2 separate regions of the Homo sapiens genome follow, and region 1 is linked to region 2. A link is an interaction called in ENCODE POLR2A ChIA-PET data of the cell type or tissue named here. Cell type or tissue: Caco-2. All regions are shown on one strand. Each heading gives the region's core, and the rest is flanking DNA. Links, peaks and the distances in the headings are about the cores only. Region 1 overlaps PGS1 (phosphatidylglycerophosphate synthase 1). Region 2 holds the start of LOC124904071 (a long non-coding RNA gene).

Region 1 (10,742 bases), core at 1,942-9,941, 1.4 Mb after region 2:
GCAGGCTTCTGGGTCACTCGCCCAGGCACACGTGTTCATTGCTGAGTAGCTATTTGTTAACTGCGTCCTGACCTGAGTTTGTCACCCCCCTGCTAGTTCACCTGAGACCTGGGTCACTAGGACACGCTGCTGCATACCCTTGCCTGAGTCCTCCTCACCTGCGTCTTCCCTCCCTGTAGTGCAAACCTGAGTGACTCCGCCTCAAGGAGTAGGAGTCCCAAGCCCAAGCTCCCACCTTTCTGGGCTGGCTCTCTCACCCACAGAGCATGACTGATGGTCAGTGAGTCACATCTGTCTGGCTTCAAGGACAAAAGCAGAATGAAGCCTTGCCACCCAAGTCCCCTATGCCTGTGGCAGAACCACCTAGAGTTGTGCTCTCCCGGGCCCTCACTCCACCCCACCCACAGCCATAGAAGGGTGTCAGCGGCAGCCCCTACCTTTGTAAGGATGCACCATCCCATCCACCACCTGCACCGTGTCGTCCCCCTGCAGCTGCAGGGACACATCCCCCACCGCGTCCACCAGCTCCGTGAAGAAGTCGGCAATCTCCGCACAGTCCTGCAGGAACACGTAGCGGTCCTGGCGGTTGGTGAAGTAGGAGTCACTCAGGTTTGCACTACAGGGAGGGAAGATGCAGGTGAGGAGGACTCAGGCAAGGGTATGCAGCAGCGTGTCCTGGTGACCCAGGTCTCAGGTGAACTAGCAGGGGGGTGACAAACTCAGGTCAAGATGCAGTTAACAAATAGCTACTCAGCAATGAACACGTGCAAAAGACAAAGCCAGAGTTGATCCAAGGTGACACAGCAAAGTGACCCACAGCCTCCTCCTCTCAAGGAGCCGACAGTGTAGCTGAGAAGAGGAGATGCAGACACAGAAAGTCAACTAACCACACAGGGCTTTTTTTTTTTTTGAGACAATCTCATTCTGTCGCCCAGGCTGGAGTGCAGTGGCATGATCTTGGCTCCCTGCAGCCTCCGCCTCCCAGGTTCAAGTGATCCTCCTGCCTCAGCCTCCCGAGTAGCTGGGATTACAGGTGTGTGCCACCACACCCAGCTAATTTTTGTATTTTTAGTAGAGACGGGGCTTCACCATGTTGTCCAGGCTGGTCTTGAACTTCTAACGTCAGGTGATCCCTCTGCCTCAGCCTCCCAAAATGTGGGATTACAGGCGTGAGCCACTGCGCCCGGCCCATGCAGGGCTATTTATCAGCGCCCATGTTTGTTTGTTCTCTCTGTCCCACTAAGTGACAGCTGCCACTGGTACAGTCCCAGAGCAAGGATGCAATCAAGGGCTTTCTCTCAGCACCAGCAACCCAATCCTGGCCCCACTGCCGAGGGGAGGGCCTGTGAAAGGGCCCATATTTATCAGCCTAAGGACCTGGACTTCCAGGTCTGACTCTTGTTTATTTTTCTGGCTCTGTCTACCTGACAAAGTGACTCATCCTCTCTGATCTGTTTCCACATGTACACAGTGAGGAAAATACTACAGAGGGTCACTGAGGGTGGAAACAGACAACATACCTGAGTGGCCAGCACAGACTAAGTGCCCTGTCAACAGTGGCTTCCAGTCAGCCCCCGGGGAATTCTAGCCTCAGTGGCAGAGACAGTGTCGGGGAGGTGCCGCGGGTGCACAGCAGCCAGACCTACAAGCAGGTTCTCCAAGACTGAGGGGAACGGGTTTCCCACTGTTCCTATTCCACTGCCCTCCAGCCTGCAGAGCAGGAGGGCAAAAGCACTGACGGTGGGAAGCACTCACCCGCTCAAGATGACGCTGTTGTCGAAGAGGTACACCTTAATGTGCTGGAGGCCGATGGTCTCGTTGAAGCGCTCAGGGATGAGGAGCCGAAGCAGCCCACGGAGGTGCGGCGTGTGAAAGAGGGAGACTCGGACCTGCTCTGGGAACCTCCGCAGGAGTGGGAGCAGCATTGTGCGGGAGTTCTTCCGGCCTGAACACGGACAGAGAAAACGGCACCTGACTCACAACAGGAAGGCGTCCTGCCCCCAATGAGGAGCCACCTCCACGTGGCCTCGCCTTCACCTGTGCCGTCCACCTGAATCAGTCACACCAGCTGGGGCTACTCCTAGCCAGAGGACTTCCAGGCCAACCTCTGTCCTGCATGCTGGCCATGTCTCAGGCCTGAAGTCCTCAGCGTGGCAGACGCCTGCTCTTCTTGCCACACAGCACCCATTCACCCTTCTCCTGGTAACTGCACCCAACCTTCTCCTGGGGCACTACCCCACCCACTCGCAGCATTTCTGCTCTGGGTGAAGACGACCCTACCCACCTTGCCCCTCACCCCCAGCTCCATGAGGGAGCACGCAGGCCTGGGCTGGGCTACTCGGCACACTCCAAGCTCCCAGCTGGGCATGCCACCGTCAGGCCAGTCAGGAGCTTTGACCCGATTCTCATGGAATCAGACTCTTCCAAAAGACAAGGTGTCATGGGGAGACAAGCCTAAGCCACCAGGGGCCACCACACAGAGCCTGAGAAGGAAGCCAGCCCAAAGGAAACAGCTAGGGGATGAATCCTGGTGACACGGCCAAACCCCAAATCACAAGCCACCCAAAGCAGATCAGTCACAGGAGTCCACAAAAAGTCTTTTTGCCTAAGGCAGTTTTTCATGAGACAAAGTCTGGCTATGTTGCCCAGGCTGGACTCAAACTCCTGGCTCAAGCAATCCTCCCACCTCAGCCTCCCACGCAAGTGGGACTACAGGGCATGCCACTGCACTCGGCTCCTGCCTAAGCTGTTTTTAGTTGGGCTTTCAGTCACTTGCTGAAGAAAAAAATCCTAACTCACACAATCAGGCAGCCCTGGGCCAGCTTGGATGATCTTCAAATAGCCTTGACTCTGCCTGGGGATGAGGGGGTGACAGTAACCCCTCTTGGGACTGAGGATCTGACACAGGAAGCAGGAGGGGCCAGGCTTGCATGCCACCTACCTCGTGAGCCCCGCGTGAAGTCTAAGAGAATGGAGACCTTGAGATTTGAAGGAAACTTTGCTTGGAGTGACTTTTCTAGAGTACTTTCCAGGCAGTCCACCTACCAAGAAAGAACACAGAAAAGAAGATTAAGACCCAAAGAGGTGTGTGTATTTAAAGAAAAACAAATCGCCCCATCGGCTAGTGCCCTCGTCATCTTCTCCAAAGATAGGTTTGTGCCATCAGCACTCGGACACCAACACCACAAAAGCTATCTGTCTGAGAGCACCTTCATGATCATCAGAAGAAGCACCCAGGGGCCTGATCGGCCCAGGCCTCCAGGAATGGAAAGGGACCTGCAGGCAGAGGCGTGCTGCCTGACAGCCAGCCCGTGCCACCCTGGAAACGCTACGACACCAGGTCTCACGTACATTTCAACACAGACAATCCTCACAGACACAACCAACAGTGCCCTCCTCGTAAAGAGTGCTTAGTAAATATTTGGCAGATGAATGAATCCAAGACACGGCCTGCCCACTGGCCACTCTCCGCAGTGCGGACATTCCATTCTTCTCCCATGAGAACACACAGGCTTCCAGGCTTGGAGTGGAGGGTATATCCTAAAAATAGAGGGAGGCGGCCGGGCGCAGTGGCTCAGGCCTCTAATCCCAGCACTTTGGGAGGCCAAGGTGGGCACATCACCCAAGGTCAGGAGTTTAAGACCAGCCTGACCAACATGGAGAAACCCCGTCTCTACTAAAAATACAAAATTAGCTGGGGGGGTGGCGCATGCCTGTAATCCCAACTACTCGGGAGGCTGAGACAGGAGAATCGCTTCAACCCAGGAGGCGGAGGTTGCGGCAAGCCGAGATCGCGCCATTGCACTCCAGCCTGGGCAACAAGAGCAAAACTCCGTCTCAAAAAAAAAAAAGAGGGAGGCCTCCTTCCTAGGAGAGGCAGAAAGGGGAGGTGTGAACCCACTGCACCTCCCTCTCCACACTCCAATCCCTATAGCTCCCACCAGTAACTCTGAACAAGGACAGACCAAGAAACGGCACTAACTCTGGGCAATGGGCCCGTCTGTTTCACTATACCGAGCGGAAAGCAATCCCAGGAGACCCAAGAGAAAGCAGTGATCTCATTCACAGACTCACTTCAGCTGAGCCTCAGATCCCGCCATGCACCAGAACCTGCGCTGGCCCCAACACCTCATATAAACCTGGTGACTGCTGGCTCCTTCCCACCCACCTATCTCACTGTAAGTGACAAGTGTGGCACAACAGCAAGTCCGAGGGAAACAAGGCTGGCCGCAGCCCTGGCACTTGACACCAGCCCTTGGCAGAACGAGCCAGCCAGCCCAACTTGCACTCAGGTCCGTTTGTCTAGTACAGGGTCAGAAAGCCTTTTGTGTAAACGGCCAGAGAGTAAATATTTGGAGCTTTACGGGCCAAATGGGCACTGTCACAACTACCCCGTTCTGCCACTGCAGCATGAAAGTGACCACAGACAATACACAAATGAATGAGTGTGGCTGTGTTCCAACAAAAGTTTGTTTACCAATACAGAAATTTAAAGTTTTCATAAGTCACAAAATATTATTTTTTCTCTTCCCCAATTATTTGAAAATGTAAAAACCATTCTTTCTTAGCTCACAGTCTACACCATAACAGGTGGCAGGCCACAGTCGGCCAAGCCCTGAACTGGCAGACAGAGCTGCCTGGGGCCCTGTGTGGGTAGGAGGACACTGCCAGTGAGGCCTAGAAGGCCCAGACCAGACCTCTTCAAGCTCTCCTCACCAGGCCCTCCCCCATGCTCTCCTCACCAGGCCCTCCTGACATGCCCATATCTGGGGCAACAAAAACAAGAGCTGGCTCTGACATGGAGGCCAAGGAAAGGCAGCTCCACACCAACTGCATGGCACAAAAAGCTGTGGCATGTTGGGGCCCATTCACTATTGCTGCCACAACCATCTCCCCATAAACCTTACCAGCTCCTGTTCCAAAGGACCTGTCCCCAGGTAGAGGGATGCCATCACGACCCGCCTCTTGGCTACTCTTATCTGCCCCTGAGAGAGGAGAAAAATTCAAAATTCAAATTCATCATTTTCATGGTTCACTAAGAAAACAGAACCCTTTGACCTGGGAGGCAAATCCCACTCCAAGCTGAACTATCCTATGTCTTCACCAATTAATATTTAAAGCAAGCTCGAAACGTGTATGGTAACCTCCCAAATAAGGTCCCACAATCCTAAATGAAAATACTCAGCCTGAAAAGTAAAGCTCAGTCTAGGCCAACTATAAAATGCAACACGGCCATTAAGAAGAATGAAGGCAGGCTGGGTGTAGTGGCTCACGCCTATAATCCCAGCACTTTCGGAGGCCGAGGCAGGCAGATCACTTGAAGCCAGGAGTTTGAGACCAGCCTGGCCAACATGGCGAAACCCTGTCTCTACTAAAAACATAAAGATTAGCCACGCCATGGTGGCGCGTGCCTGTAATCCCAGCTACCTGGGAGGCTGAGGCAGAAGAGTCACTTGAACCCAGGAGGCAGAGGTTGCAATGAGCTGTGATCACACCACTGCACTCCAGCCTGGGCAACAGAGCAAGATTCTGTCTCAAACCTGCCCTCTTTACCTTCTACCCATCTGCAGTTTCCAATGTCCATACTGGGCACGAATCACTCTTGAAACATAGATGGACAGGTATATAGACACATGAGCAGAACACATCAGTGCCCCAAGATGATACCCCAAATCAGTCCTAACAGCCAGGGGGCCTCTCCCTAGCAGCTCCACCCCAGAGAAGGAGGCAGGGGTACAAAGAATGGCAGTGCTACCATAGGTCAAACCCCCAAAAGATACATAGGAGACCCAGGTGAGAGGGAGGCAGCTTCACATCTACCTGCTTCCCTATGAGAAGGAACAACACAGCCCACCCTGCATTGTCAACACAGGAAGACAGGCAACTTGACTAGACAGAAACATGAACAATCACTAGGAAAGGCTTCCGGACAAGGAAAAAACAAAGCAACTTCCCAAGGTTGCTATTTCCTTTGTTTTGTTACCAATTAAAACAGATGTTTGTGGGGGTGATGATTATAAAGAAAGGGAAAAAATAAATAAGGCATAAGACAATTTAGTTCAGGCAACCGAAGCATATCTGACTGTTTACTACAGGACACCAGGCCCCACAGCTATAATGAAGACATGGGGACCAGGCAGAAACCAGCACTGTCCTCCCTTCTCGCTGTGCGCCCTGGGAAGAAACACGTGCTACTCGGTGTGACACAAACCAGAAGAATCTGCCCACACTTCAGCCCAGATGGCAGGGAAAGGAGGCCCTGGGGTCTTCTCGGCCTGCTGAGGCAAGCCTCTCTGCCCCTTCCTGCTCTCTGCAAGCCCACCCTCCTCAGGCAGGGCCCGACCTCCTGGCCAGGGGATCACTATGTGGAGACAGTCAGTCATCCTCCCAGAGTCAATTAGGACAGAGAAAACTGCCTTTGAAAAACCTGTTTCTTCAGGCTGGGCACGGTGGCTAATGCCTGTAATCCCAGCACTTTGGGAGGCCGAGGTAGGCGGATCACCTGAAGTCGGGAGTTCGAGACCAGCCTGGCCAACATGGAGAAACCCTGTCTCTACTAAAAATATAAAATTAGCCAGGCATGGTGGTGCATGCCTGTAATCCCAGCTACTAAGGAGGCTGAGGCAGGAGAATCACTTGAACCCAGGAGGCAGAGGTTGTGATGAGCCGAGATCGTGCCATTGCACTCCAGCCTGGGCAACGAGAGCGAAACTCCGTCTTAAAAAAAAAAGAAAAGAAAAGAAAAGAAAAACCTGTTTCTTCAAGCCAAGGAGAAAATCAATTAGGAGCAAAGAGCCAACAGTTGCAGCATCATTCGGTACAAACAAGGACAGGTGAGCAGAGCAGGGAGGCAGGTGAGAGGGGAGAACAAAAGGACACGCCTGTGTGCACACAAAGAATGCACTCTGAATGAGCCAGTCAAGCTAAGCGTGGATCAACAAACAGAACAAAAGCGCAAAAGGAGAGAAAATGGGCAGGCACTCAAATGAGTGAGTTCATTTTCTGCACAAAGGTGAAAGGGGAGTCTCTACCCAGATTTCCTATTGTCTCTCAGCATTCTACCTGCTTGCCTGGCCCCATCAGACCTTCATTCTTTTTTTTTTTTTTTTTTTTTTTTTTGGGAGATAGAGTCTCGCTCTGTTGCCCAGGCTGGAGTGCAATGGCGCGATCTTGGCTTACTGCAACCTCCACCTCCCGGGTTCAAGCGATTCTCCTGCCTCAGCCTCCTGACTAGCTAGGACCACAGGTGTGTGCCACCCTTCCGTATTTTTGGTAGAGACAGGGTTTCACCACGTTGACGAGGCTGTTCTCGAACTCCTGACCTCAGGTGATCCACCGGCCTCAGCCTCCCAAAGTGCTGGGATTACAGGCATAGGCCCCACCACGCCTGGCCTAGACCTTCATTCTAATATCACTGCTAATACAAACTCAGAGTTCATGCTGTTAAAAATCAGTGTTGATTAGTGTTCATTCCAATGAGCAGTTTAACCAGAATAACCAGATGTGGCATGTAAACCTGAGTAACATGTTGAAAGCTGAACCCCCCAAATGCAAAACTTACATCACTACCAGGAGAGGAAAGGCACACACTTAAGACAGAGTCCCTAAAGAACCAAGACTACAAGCCTTAGACCCAGGATGTCTAGATTCCCAGTTACTTTGAAAGGCCTCTTCATGCATATCAAATCGCACCCACGAGTTTTTACTTCCTACTACATCTACCAAGATGACACTACTGTGTTTGGAGATGATTCCCGGGTTAGGGGTCCATCATACACAGACTAGATAAAGATGCCCTCCTCCCCTGTCACCTTTAGCAAGGACATACCCATGTGACCCACGGGTCCTCAGTCCTCACCAACCTCCCTTCCCGTGGTCCACAACTTCACCATGGAGGAAAAGGAATCAGTGCGCCCATAAGAATCAAAGTCTAGGCCGGGCGCGGTGGCTCATGCCTGTAATCCCAGCACTTTGGGAGGCCGAGGCGGGTGGATCACGAGGTCAGGAGATCGAGACCATCCTGGCTAACACAGTGAAACCCCATCTCTACTAAAAATACAAAAAATTAGCTGGGCGTGGTGGCAGGCGCCTGTAGTCCCAGCTATGCGGGAGGCTGAGGCAGGAGAATGGCGTGAACCCGAGAGGCGGAGCTTGCAGTGAGCCAAGATTGAGCCACTGCACTCTAGCCTGGGTGACAGAGCGAGACTCCATCTCAAAAAAAAAAAAAAAGAATCGAAGTCTAGGCCCGTGGCCGCACACAGTGGCCAGTACTTTGGGAGGCCGAGGCAGGGGGATCACTTGAGCCCAGTGGTTCAAGACCCATCTGGGTAACATAGTGAGACCCCCTTCTCAAAAATAACAAAATTAGTAAATAAAAATAAGGTCTAGGTCCTTGTTCTCACTGTTGCCTTCTCAGAGCTTCTCCACCTGAGACGCTGGCCCCACAGGCAAGTTTCTGACTGTGGCTCAGCTCAACCATCTATGAAGCTGAAACCTGACAGGTAAAACCCAGAAGGAATAAGCTTGAGCAGCTATCCAAAGTTTCTAGACTAGAAAGCACTCAGGACTCACCAACCTGATCCCCCAAAAGCTCTAACTCAAACTTCTTTCCTTTAGATACCACTTACCTTCATGAGCTCGAAAAACTCTGCCGGGGAAGAAAGCACCCTAACGTGAGAACTGGAGACTCCAAATTCTGGAACCAGGTTTCTGATCCACTGGAACCGGTGCACGCCTTCTGGACACAGGCAGCAAGGTGGGGAGGTGACCTGGGGAACAGCTGGGGACAGCAAGGGAGCCAATAACAGCCATGGTGACCTGGTTAAAGAAATATGCAACTGGGTCACACCTCAAATACCTCAAATACTTCTGCAGAAGCCCCCCTCAGTTACTGGGGAGTGAAGAGGGGCTGGGAGATGGGTGCGTTGCTTGTGTTATGAATGTCAGATTTTCTAGAACATTTTAAAAAGTGAGCCCAACTCAAGCTCTGCTAAAGGATTTTTCCTTCAGCCCCCTTTCCTCTTATTCCTTAAAGAGCCTACTAACTGAGCAACTTGAGAAGTGTCAATACCTATAGATAAATCCCAAACTTTAATTCCAAACAACTCAGGAACCAAATTTAGAGCATCCACAAGTAAACTCATAAAAGCTACCACATGGTTAGCTACCACATGGCAACGTTCTAATGAATCTACCTCAAAAATATTTGCCTGCAGCCACCACTAAAAGACACCTAGCAGAAGGGTAAGTCTGGCAGAAGTCTGATGATTACAGCCCAGATGCCCCGCTTTATGACTCATGAGATAAACAAGATTTCTATTCAAGGAAGCACCCAGAAAAAGAAACTTTTCTCTTTAAAAATCCAATTTATGCCGAGCATGGTGGCTCAGGCCTATAATCCTAGCACTTTGGGAGGCCAAGGCAGGACGAATGCTTGAGTCAAGGAGCTCAGGACCAGCCTGAGCAATATAGCAGGACCCAGTGTCTACAAAAAATTGTTTAAAATTAGCTGGGCAGGCTGGGTGCAGTGGCTCACACCTGTAATCCCAGCACTTTGGGAGGCCGAGGCAGGTAGACAACCTAAGGTCAGGTGTTTGAGACTAGCCTGACCAATATGGTGAAACCCCCTCTCTACTAAAAATACAAAAATTAGCCGGGCGTGGTGGTATGTGACTGTAGTCCCAGCTACTTGGGAGGCTAAGGCAGGAGAATTGCTTGAACCAGGGAGGTGGAGGTTGCAGTGAGGCGAGATCGCACCACTGCACCCCAGCCTGGGTGACAGAACGAGACTCTGTCTCAAAAAAAAGTTACCTGGGCATGGTAGCACAAACCTGTAGTCCCAGCTACTCAAGAGGCTGAGGCAGGAGGATCTCCTGAGCCCAAGAGTTCAAGGCTGTTCTCCCAGCTATGATCATGCCATTGCATTCCAGCCTGGGTGGCACAGCGAGACCCTGTCTCAATCAATCAAAATCAGACTCGGAAAGAAAAGCTGGAGCAGGGAGAGACGGGAGCAAATGAGCTCCTCTCAAGAGTGATGATGAGCCGTGGCCGCGCACGGTGGCTCACGCCTGTAATCCCACCACTTTGGGAGGCCGAGGCGTGCAGATTACCTGAGGTCAGTAGTTCAAGATAAGCCTAGCCAACATGGTGAAACCCCATCTCTACTAAAAATAAAAATACAAAAAAATTAGCCGGGCATGATGCAGATGCCTGTTATCCCAACTACTCAGGAGCCTGAGGCAGGAGAATCGCTTAAACCTGGGAGGCGGAGATTGCAGTGAGCTGAGATGGTGCCACTGCACTCCAGCCTGGGCAACAGAGCAAGACTCCATCTCAAAGAAGAAAAAAAAAAGAGTGATGATGAGCCATACTCATTCACCATCAGACACATCCTGTTTGGTGGGGTCACACACCATTTCTGGCCAGTGTTAGCTCGACCACATAAAGCTGCACCCCAGCGGACTCCACACTCCACTGAGGCCAAGGCTGAAGGAGATGAATTTCTGCCCACAGAACTTCATTTCTGCTGCTCAATGACTAAAAACCTGCGGGAGATGGGGGTGGAGGGACCGCACACCCAGAGCCCCACACAGACCTGACCTACTATGAATCCTAGTCCTGCAAACAGCAGCAGGAAAATCCTCTTCAGTGTGTGACCTCAAGAGGGACGTGGGGGAGAGGATGCTCAAACATCCCAAGGCCTGAATGGCCACAAATTCCAGGAAGATGATTTCACTCACTTG
Region 2 (10,742 bases), core at 1,607-9,606:
GAAGGTGCCACTCGCCGCCGCCGCGCTCCCCATCCTTTCCCTCTCCCCCTGCCCCCCCATTTGGAGGTGCAAATGCAGATGAACCGGGATTGAAATCTAATTGCTTTTGTTTAAAAAAATGTGAGCCAGTCCGTGTTGAGTTTGAGCAGACGCCTGGGATCCCGGCAAACCAAGCAGAACGCCTGGGGGAGAGAAGGGGAAAAGCCCTAGGGTCTGGGCGGGGGGCGGGGGCCGGGGGGAGGCGCCGGTAGAGTGCTGCGTGGAGCCTCAGCGCCAGGAGGCCGGGAACAGTGGCCACGAGGACCCACTGGCTCTGTGCCCTGGAGGCGCGGGCGGCCTGGAGCCAGCCAGGTGGTGGAAGGGAGAGGTGAGAGGTGTCGCTGTCACACCTTTCTTCTCTGTCGCTGTGCCAGCCCTGCTCCTGACGGCAGGCTGCAAGAGGCTGGGGGGATAGGGGACAGGCCCCCCAGCTCGGAAGATTGAAGCCATCAGGGCCGGATCTGGGCAAGGAAGGAGTCATCTCAGGGATTCTCTGCCAGAGGGGCGGTGGGTCCTGGGTGAAGCCTCCTGAGATCCTGGTCTCCTTGGTCAGATTGACGCCTGCCTGTGCTGGTGACCTCAGTGTCCGTCTCGAACAGGACGCCCCACTTGCTTTCCCTCTCCCCACTTCTGGCTGGTCTGTTTGCCCACGGAAGAGGAGTCTGAGCTGCCCCTGCAAGGGTCTGGACGGTGAAAGTGGCCCCAGGATGTCCAGGGAGTGTGGAGGGGCCTCTCTGGCTAGGACACGTGGTGCACTGACCCAGTTCTCTCACGCAGCCTGGTGGCAAGGCGACTTGGTGCAGGTGTATGCTGTTGTAGACCTAGTGGTAGCCCGCCTAGCACCCCCACCAGGTGCACAGTGAGGCCTTTACCTCCCACGGGTGGCAGAAGGCAGGAGAGACCCCCGACACCCACAGGCCCCAAGGCCTCACCGGTGGATGGCACGGAAGAAGCTTATGCACCTGGAGCAGTGGCCCCTAATATGGAGAGGACTGTCCCTCAGCACATACCCATCGCCCCTCAGGTGTCCTTCTCCGCGCAGTTTAGACTGTGATTGTGTCAACCTTGCCTCGGCTCGCCAGTGCCTGGAGATGCTGACAAGAGAGCCTCTTTCTCCAAGGAGGCCATTTCCAGTAGCATGATGCCACCTATAGAATGTACCTGGAATTAGTCTGAGCTGCAGCCTTGCTGCCAGCAGTGTGGGGCTGGAGGGAGGAGCACACCTTAGATTGTTCCTCGCCAGAGTTGAGCCTGGAATGGTAGCCTAGTCACACAGGCCTTCCCCTGGAGTCCTCCTCTTGCCACCCTGTGTCTCCTAGTAGGTATTTGGTAGCTCTGGGCCTGGCATCATTGGGAAAATGGTGGCCAGTACCCGGTGTATCTGGGACAGGAATCTGCCACTCCTACTAGGAGTCCCTAGCTTCTTGGGCAGGCACAAACTCCAGGGTTCTGTGTACTGCCCTGGGCATGTGCATCAGTGGTCAGCACTCAACAGTCAACAAGTATTTCCAAAAGGTTCAGGAAAACCCTCATATGCCTACACGAATGATCTCGAGGTGTCGAACATGGAGACCAGACTGGCGGCCCCAAGGCTGCCTGCTCCGAATGCTGGTTTTGCAGGGAGAAAGAGAGAGACTTGTCCAAGGTAACCCAGTTAGCCAGGGGCAGAGCAAGCCTGGATTTCATTCCCAATCCACTGTTTTATGCATTATGCAGGTGCATCTCAGCAGCAGCCCAGGCATGGGCTTCTGTGTCAATGTGGCTTGTCAATCCTGGAACCCAGGAGCCCTAGCATGGGGACTTGAAACTGACTACCATTGATCTCAGCCAGTCCTACTCCCTGAGCAGCTGGACAGAGGCTGGAAAAGCCAGTGGGTCTCTGGTCTCAGGCTGCTAAGCTCCTGGTCCCGCCAAAGGCTGGGATTGGCCATAGCCAGTGACATTGCCACAGGCTGCTCTTCATGCCAAGCTCCAAACCCTAGCGCAGCACAGCCATGCCCGGCTCCCCTAGGTGCCTGGTTCCACACCAGCAAGAGCTACCCTGAAGCTTCCCCTTAGGCTCCTCAACTCTTGGGTGACAGATTTAGGTTGAGCTCTGTCCTGTGACTTAACTTGGTCATTAACAAGTTACTTAACCCTCTGAGCCTGTGTCTTCATCTTTAAATGGAGCCTCCCTCTAAGGGTTGTGATGAGGAATAGAAGCAGAGTCCCGTAAACCTCCAGCACAAAGCCTGGCTCAGAGCAGCCCTCACTCAGCGGATGGTGGCTACATCTGTCCACTCCCAGCACTCTGGTACACCCTCTTGTGCCAGGCTAGATACCAATGGGATACAAACACCATAACACATCATGTCCATTTGAGCCACTGTAGAAACAGGTATTCCCAGCACTCCCTCGCAGATGCCGTGATGAGTGGTTGGTGGGTATCAGATCCAACCCCCTTCCTGCCCTTGCACACTTTCTTCCAGTCCTGCCTAGCTCCACCCTCTGCCCTGCCCTGCCCCCTGTGACAATCCAGGGCCCTGCAACCCTTCACACACCACTTCCCAGGGCATCCTTGGAACTGCCATGTAGACAGCCCCAGAAACTTTCCTTCCAGGGAAGGGGATGCGTGAACCCACAGAAGCTGCGGAAGAAACCGAGCCTAGGACTCCTTTCTCATCTTGGAAAAACAGCAAGTGTGTGTGTGTGTGTGTGTGTGTGTGTGTGTGTAGTATGGAGTCCTGCTTTCCTGGGATCCTGTGGGTCCATTACAGATGCCTGTCATAGCAACAAAATGGGAAAGAACTGGCCCATTCTGCAGGTGGGACCACTGATTTCCAGGAGAGAGACCTGATCTTGTGGTGCAAGCACGTGAGGCACTTCCCCAGATTCCACTGGCCACTAGTCCCACGATTTGAAGGGACGGGCAGTCAGTGTTGAGAGAGGCAGCTGGTGAGGCACCTGGGTTAGACTGCAGGTGCCGAAGGACCCAACAGGAGCTGTGGGAGAAAGTGACTCAGTCTTGCCCTGTCTTGCCGTGGCAAATCATCTCCCCCAACATCCACTCCTGTCTTTCTCCCCTTTTCTTTCCCTACACTCGATGCCCTCACTCTGGGAACGACATCTCTGTGATCTCTGCCAGCGATGGCCCCACCTGCTCCTGAAGACCCTCGACTCCCCCATGCCCACCTGTGCCCACCTTCTTCATTTCGGCTGGACACCACTGCACACCAGACTTGTGCAAAGTGAGGGTCAGACTTGGGGATATGCTCTTAGATGTTCCCGACTCCTGAGAGGGACCTGTACCCACCCCGCTGTCCCTCACTGGGGAGCTGTAAGACCACTCCAAGGCTGAAGCCCAGTGTCCTGCACCCCTATCCAGTGGACACCCTTCCCATTGCTCAGGCCCTTCCAGGCTGAATGGCGCCCCCCTCAAGAGGAGAGGTCCAACCCCTCCCCTCAGCTTGGGACAGAGTGGGGGTGGGGTAGAGAGGACAGTTCCCCAAGGGACTGCCCACCCCCATCCCAGAGCTCGTATAATGCCTGGAGCAGGCTGGAGAATGAGGTCCGCCAGAGATCCTGTCTTGCAGACCTAAGAAAAGGTTTCAGGGAACAGAAGAATTGGTAACCCCTGCAGGCCTCCCTGCTGGCCACTTCCTCTTCTATTCATCCCAGGTCCTCCCTACTCTCCAAAAGGGAGAAACTGAGGGAGAAACCTGGGACTGAATGGAAGGCCTGGAATCCCAACTCCCCCTGAGGTTTTTGGCTGGGAAAATACCTGGGGACAGCTGGAGTCTTCGGGTATCCTGGGGCGCCCCTCCCCCAGAGCGCCCCCTTCCCCTAGGGAAACTTTGATCTCTCTCTCGCTCTGTCTCTCTCTCTCTCTCTCTCTCTCTCTCTCTCTCTCTCTCTCACACACACACACACACACACAGGCACACACACACACGAACACACACACATTGGAAAGGAGATGATACCTCTAAAGTCAGGCTGCACCGTCGGGGTGGTGTAAAAAAGTTAGAGACTGCCTCAAAAGGGCAGTGGGAATGACCGCAAAGGGAAGAGGAAGGAGATAAAATGAGGCCTATCCCTCCCAACCCAGCAGCCCGGCTCTCCAGAGACACTCCCTTTTCCAGGCCCTACAGTCCCTTGGCACCCTCCTCCCTTCCCACCAATACAGCATCTGAAGGTGTCACTGAGATCTTCCACCCATTTTTCCTCCCCCTACCCATCTCACCCACAGGTTGCTCTACTCACAGCAATTCCTTCCTAGGCTTCCTCCTGTAACCCTGAACTATTTAAAAGCTCATTTTAAAAAAGAACTTAAGACTGATACCAAACTTCTTAGTTGCAAGCCTGAACTGTGGGCACCTTCTCATTAAACGTAAAACCTGCATCTTTTCCAAGAGAGAGGACGTTCTTGTCCGTAGAGGGGTGACGGGAGGTGCTGCAGAGCCCTTTTGAGCTCCTCTCACTCTCTGCTCTGTGACTGCAAAAGTGAGAATGGTGCCCTCGGAGGAAACACGTTTTACTGCAAAAATTGTCTGGAGCCCGGAATTGCCCTGAAAGTGGCCCTGCAATTACAATTCTGGTCCAAATTCATTTACCATATTTATTTGTGGATTTTCTCCTCCCACTCCTCTGCGTATTAAAAAAGATCAAGAAGATTTTTTAATGTATAAAAGATGTTTCCTCCACTTAAGGCACCCCACCGCCACCCACGCACCCCTTTATTCTGCTTTGAATTCAACGACTTCTGCTGTCTCGGTGGCTGAGGCGACCATCCCAGAGCAAGGAAGTGCTCTGTCTTGATCTGTTCAAAGGGTGCGGAACTGAGTCCCTGGAAGGTCCGGACCCAGACCCCGGAGCTGGTTTGCAGGACACCCCTTTAATCCTCAGTAGGCTGCCAATCTACCCTCTCCACACCCCAACACATTGAACATCTGCCCCCAATACCCCAGCCACAGTCCATGTCTCTGCCTCGAGGGCCACCGAACCTCCCAGGATGGATGGGGCGATGGTGGGGGTATCTGCTGGGACTTCCACGGTGGCTTACCCCTTCATCCGTTTGGCCAAAAAGTAAGCTCTGAGGTTGAAACTAGAAAAATACAGAAACTCAGCGTGAACATCACATTTCCACTGCTTTAAACTTTCTCTCTCCTTGGTCCTGGTCAGGAACCCTACACCCTCTGCTAAACCGGCTTTTCTTGCCATAAGCCTCCTCTGTTTTTAGGATCTCAAGGACTAGCTGAAGAAAATTAATTTTGCCTCTGATTGCTGTGTTATTCTAGATAAGCCATTATTATGCAAATGAGGGAGTGCGGCTCTCAGGATGAATAAGACGGTGCCGGTAGCGGCGCGGGACAGCCCCAGATGTTTGCATAATTACTTCTGCCCCAACTTCGAGAGTGCAAAATGTCAAGGGAGGAAGTTGTGCGGGTAAATACGGTACCATGTTCCCTGAATTTGATTTCCTACAGAAGGGCGGGGAAACCGATCGGAGGCTTCAGCTGCAGAGAGAAAAGGCATCACGGCTCCCGGGCCGACGGTGTCCCGGCCGAGTGGCCGTCTGCGTCCGCCCCCACGATGCTGAGCCACCCCTCGGCCCAGGGCGGCCGGAGAGAGCAAGGTCCCGCCCGGGTAGCGAGGCGCTTGCGCGGGCACAGAGCAGCAGCTTGGCCCCACGCTTTCCGGCAGCCCCGGAACCGGCAACACGGCTTCTGGGCGTGCGCGGAGCCGCCGCGCTCTGGCCGCGGAGCCTCGACGCCAGCCGAGCCCCTTCGTGTCCCAGACGGCGCCTCCTCCCGGGGCAACGGCTAGGGGTGCACCGAGGAAGCCCTGTACCGGGGCTGCGAGGAAAGGCGTCGACCACAGTGGAGGACGCCGAGGCTTCGCCCAGAACCTCGCCGGCACCGTCGCGTTTTCTCGGTCAGCTCCCAAACGTCTGCCCTCGGGTTTGCCGCCCGCGTGGCCCACTCTTGCGGAGGGTAGGCGGCCCGGCAGACGCCTCTGTTCCCCGAGGTTCTGCGAGAGGCCCCAGACTGGCCTCCGCAGCTTGTGCCTTCTCGAATGACCCGGCAGGCCCTGCACTTAGGATTTTCTGATCTCTAAAAGGGGAAGCTGGACTGTGGCTCTTGGCGTTAACAATCTCGCAAGGGAACGGCACCGGCTGAGAGACTCCCACTTTGGAACTGACTTGAGGTCCCGACGTCCCAGCAAAAAAGTCACTTCAATTCCTTCTGCATGGGGGTGGGGTAGGAAATGAAAAAACGGGAAGCGCCAGGCGGAGTCCGAGGAGTCCCTGGAGCTTCCCTGGGACTCTGGAGAGCCGCGTGTGGTCCAGGAGGAGGCGGGAGGACTGTGGCACCCAGCATCGCTGGAGGCAGAAGTGCCCACCCTGGCGGAGCTCCGGCTCAAGGGAGCCCAGGAGGTCCAGCTGCCTCTCTGCGCCCAGGCTCTGGTGCCACCATTCCTTGACTCGCCCAGCCTCTCCCCGTGTTTTCCCGTGGGAGGGTTGGTGCTCCCCGCCTTTCTCATGAGCTGGGTCACGGGAGGAGGGGCGCTCATCAACCGTGGCTCGTAACCGCCAGGCCAAGCCTGTCAGTGCAGGCAGAATCTGGGGTCAAACTCTCCACTCGGGGTATCTGGAACCACAGGCTGCTCACGCGTTGAGCCAGGGCCCGGGGTGATGCGAGAACAGAGTCAGCGCGCCCCGGGCATCTCCAGGCAGGGGTTGGGGCTGGAGGTTTCTGATAACGTCCTGCTCTCGGACGGGACTCCAAGGCCTTGATCTCTAGGCCGCTCACTTGTCCCGGGCTGCTCTGCCGCCACACCCTGCCGGCCTCCCCTCGCCTCTCGCAGTCCCCGCCCCTGGCTGTGCCTAGTCCGTCCCGTCTGAGCCCCTTCTCCCCAGACCGTGAGAACTGAGCGCCCAGACCCAAGGACTCCCGGACTCCTTCCAGGTTGCGGTTGTCCGGCCCAACTCTGGACCGCCTCTTTCTGCTCCCCAAGGGCGCCTGGGGCTCCTAGGAATGGGTCTCACAAGCAGCACCAGCGAGCAGTCCGGGGATTGGGTGTGCGTGTGATGGGGGGGCGCGTGGGGGGGGGGCGGAAATGGGGCCGGCCCGCGGCGCGCATGCGTGCTGGTTCGGGCGCTGTGCGCGTGCTCCAGCGGCACCGCACCCTCAGCTCGCCCGGCCTCGGCGCTCCGAGGGGACGCCGGCGCGTTTTCCCAGCGAGCCCACGTGGCCCAACCGGTCCAGATGCCCAAGGAATGAATCAAAACTGCCTCTAAGCAGCATACGGTCCGTTTCCCAGGGAAGGATGGGTGTGTGCTGAGCACCCTCTCTGGGCTTGCCCCTCATGGAGAAGAAGGGACAGCCGAGGCTGATACTGGAGTTCCTGGGGAAAGTCAGAACAGAATCACTAGGTCCTATGAGTTTGTTCTGGTCTCAGAACACCAATAACAGCAACAACAGTAACTAATAATGAACATTTATTGAGCATTTGCCTGTGCCTGACAGTGTGGGGGTGCTTCCATATCTCATTGAACCCCCCATGGGCTCTGTTGGGAAAACGTGCTAATATTCCTTTTCTTATAGTTATGGAAGCTGAAACACAGAGAGGTTAAGTAACTTGCACAAGGGCACACAGCCAGCAAGTGCATTGGAACCCAGGCAGGCTGGCCCCAGAGCCCACCTTTTTTAGCCACTGTGCTCTAGCATTAAAAAAAAAAAAAAGCGAAAACGCCCACCAACATCCAGCTTCCAGTTGACTTAAATCGGCCCCTAGAACTCCCTCCTGTCTCTATTGTTCCAGTCTCATCCTTGTTGCCGAGGGCTCTGAGGGTCCTCCTGCTGGAGCACTGCTCTGCGCTTCCACGAGGCTCCACTGGACCTTTCTTGAATTCTTTCCTCAAGCCTTGGAGGAGCTGAAATTCACAAGGATCCAAAGCCCCTGCTGCGGAGCTTTAGGGACGTGAGCTTACGGCTTCTCAGGCAGAACCCCTGCTGCGTGCCCCTGAGCAAGTGACTTGGCCCCGCGGTGCCTCGCTTTCCTCATCTAGAAAATGGGGGTAAGGGAACTGATGTTACCTGGCTGTTGTGAATGTTAACTGGGATAACGCAGGCCCTAGATATAGGGCAACTAGTTAAGCAATAGATGTTGCTTAACTCTGAGGGGATATTTTCTTCCTGTGGAGGGGAAGAAAGGGGGCCTGATTTCAGTTTCCGGGGTTTAAGGCAGAAATGTGGCTTCTAGAATGTGTGCAGCCTTGTGGGAGATTCCTGTAGAGTGGGCAGCCCCTTCTTATCCTTTGCAGCCTGTTCCAGTGCTTCTCTAACAAGGAGGATGTGTGGATGTCTCCTAGGGAGGAGAAAGTGGGACAGGAAAGGTGGGAGCTTCTTGCTCTTGGGAACAACTAGCGGCGGGAACCAAGGCCAGAAACCTGGACAACCTCACTTCCAGTCACCCAGGCTGGGCCTTGGGACCAGTTTCCAGAATGTCGGGTCACCCTGCGGCATTCCCGCAGCAGGCGGCAGGCGCCCAGCCCTAGCTCGGCGTCTAGGAAGCAGCGCTGCGGGACGCCCGCCCGGCTCCGGGACCGCGGGAGGTAAGCCACTGGCCACAAGGCCACGCCTCGGAGCCGCCCGCGCTCATTTCACTGCCGGCCCGCCCGAGGCAAACGGTTGGCTTCCAAATCTGCCCGCGTCCGCGGCCAAGACCGGGCAGGTCCGACGCCCGCCAAGCCGCGAAGTTGAAACGCTCCCAAAGAACCGGGCCGGCCTCATCCTCAAGCTAGAGGACGCGCTAGGGCTTGCCGGCCTGGCCCAAGACCCAGGAGCCCAGCGCCCCGCTGGGGCCCGTCCGCCCCTCTCCTTGGAGTGCTCCAGCCTCCACCCTCCCTCCCGGAGGACGAGTCCGTGGTCCGCGGGCCCAGGGAGGCCTAAGAGGGCCCCCAAACTCCGGGCTCTCAGGAGGCTGCAGCATCGAGGGCAGAGTCCTGGCACCTTTTAGAGGCTGGGGCCAAGGGTAGGGCGGGCTCCCGGGAGCAGGTCGCAGACCCTTTGTCGGGAAGGGCAGTCGCGGGCCGTGCGCCCAGGTCGCCAGAAGAGTGCGGAACAGGGCCGGAGACCTAGGGGTTTGGGAAGCAGGTGTCCCTAGGAGGGCGGGCGCCCGCATTTCCGTAAACAAAGAAACGGGGCAGCTCATCTCAGGAGAGGGGGTGGCTGTTAAGAGAATCGCCGACAATTTCCTTCATAAAAATGCGATCTGAGAGCATTTGATTTCCACTTTCACTCCCCCCATCCCCCGCCCCAACACACGCACCGTCTCTAAAGACACTCAAATTGCAGCCATATGGGGCTAAAGTAATAGGAAGCAGTTACCTTATTTACTGCAGAGGCGGCGCACGCCAACCTGGCAGCCGCAGCCTGAGCAGCGGACCGCCGAGCAATGGGATTAAGAGTAGCGTGTCTTGTCTTTTACAACTTTGTTTTGTTTGCTCCTGGGACGTGTAGGTGGGAAAGGCAATTATCTAACTTTGAAACAGGAAAGCGGTTGTATGGAGAAAAGGGAGGTGGCGAGAATTGAGTCGGTTGGGGAAGGGGGTTGATAAGAAAGGTGGGGAGCAAGGATCCTCTTTCTGTGGGTTCCTAAGACCATGCCACCAGCTGACCTGTCCTCTCGGTCTGGATCTGACCCGGCTGGAATGACTGCAAACCTCCTCCCCCTCCACGCCCACGCATGCTAGCACCCTCTCCCGGAACACAGGGCTTCCTCCCGCGCCCACCCAGCCAGAGCCCGGGAGGTGGGCTCCCATTTCTCAGACCGCCACCTCCCGCTTTGTCTCCAAACTGTCGAGGAATGAGGTTGCCCGGTGACCTGTTTTCACACCCCCTGCAACGCTGCTCTCTCACGGGTTGGGGGGCAGGGGTTGCGCCAGGCAGGGATGAGACACACTCTGCCCCGTTGGGGATTGCCTTCCTTGGCGGGACTGAGCGCGTCTGCTACTGACAAGAGCCAGGCTCCCTGCCCTCAGATCATTCTATACCTCTTCCTTCCTTCTGAATCGAGTTCCACCTTTGCCACAAGCTTTGCAGGATTCCCCGACGTTTGCAAACTCAGACTTTTCGCAAGCGATAGTTTTGTTTAGAGCAAGCATTTCCGAAATAATCGCCATCAGGCACAAAGACAGGTGGAAAATTGGGTGGGGAAGCTAAGATAATTACCTAAGACCCTATCCAGAGGAGGGGGCCGCACCTGCCAGCATCAGGGGTTCCATTTCTTCAAGTTTCAGAGGTATTTAGGCAAAGAAGGGAGAATGGGGCAGAAAGAGAGGGAGACGGAAGGAAGGAAGGATGGGAGGAAGGAAGGGAGGAAGAAGGAAGGAAGGAAGGAAAATGGAAAGAACGCATGGAGGAACGACTACAGCTATCTTTTTTGGGGAGAAACTGAAACCATCGCCCTCTGCACGCCTAGCGCAAACCCCATGATCAGTAAAGGCATCAAGGGCAAGCACAACTCCGGGAAGCGGGTTCCAGAAACCCTATCTGAAGGAAAATCACCGCTCTTCGCGGGTGCGGGAGAGCTTGCCAGGGGTGGGGGTAGGGCGCGAGGCCAGGCGGGTCAGGTCCCCCCGGCCCACTCTGGGAAGGCCCCCTCCCTCCCACTTCCACAGTGGCCCTGGAGCCAGCTCGAGGGGCTGAGGCGGCCGGTGC

The links. ChIA-PET counts read pairs that join two places held together with the same protein. Peaks named below come from ENCODE experiments on the same cell type or tissue, not always from the same donor. Only the 100,000 strongest peaks of a DNase experiment are listed, where the experiment ranks them.
Region 1: POLR2A ChIA-PET joins it to region 2 with 11 read pairs; 2 of 35 experiments call an interaction of 5 or more read pairs at or near these places.

Annotation. Positions count from the first base shown.
Region 1 is chr17:78,390,551-78,401,292 of GRCh38, reverse strand. PGS1 (phosphatidylglycerophosphate synthase 1) reads right to left here. Exons shown (of 10, transcript NM_024419.5): 2 at 8,628-8,817; 3 at 4,908-4,985; 4 at 2,942-3,041; 5 at 1,756-1,945; 6 at 438-616. It overlaps LOC124900399 (small nucleolar RNA SNORA30/SNORA37 family), which reads right to left and starts at 1,358; the gene lies at 1,230-1,358. RefSeq lists an enhancer at 260-765. In Caco-2, for the core only: no CTCF peak of the experiment used is centred there; no DNase peak of the experiment used is centred there.
Region 2 is chr17:79,799,294-79,810,035 of GRCh38, reverse strand. LOC124904071 (a long non-coding RNA gene) reads right to left here and starts at 1,439. Exons shown (of 2, transcript XR_007065928.1): 1 at 1,050-1,439. RefSeq lists an enhancer at 774-903 and a silencer at 5,644-5,743. In Caco-2, for the core only: no CTCF peak of the experiment used is centred there; DNase peaks (open chromatin) are centred at 5,695, 8,606, 9,125 and 9,409; H3K4me3 peaks cover 3,001 bases.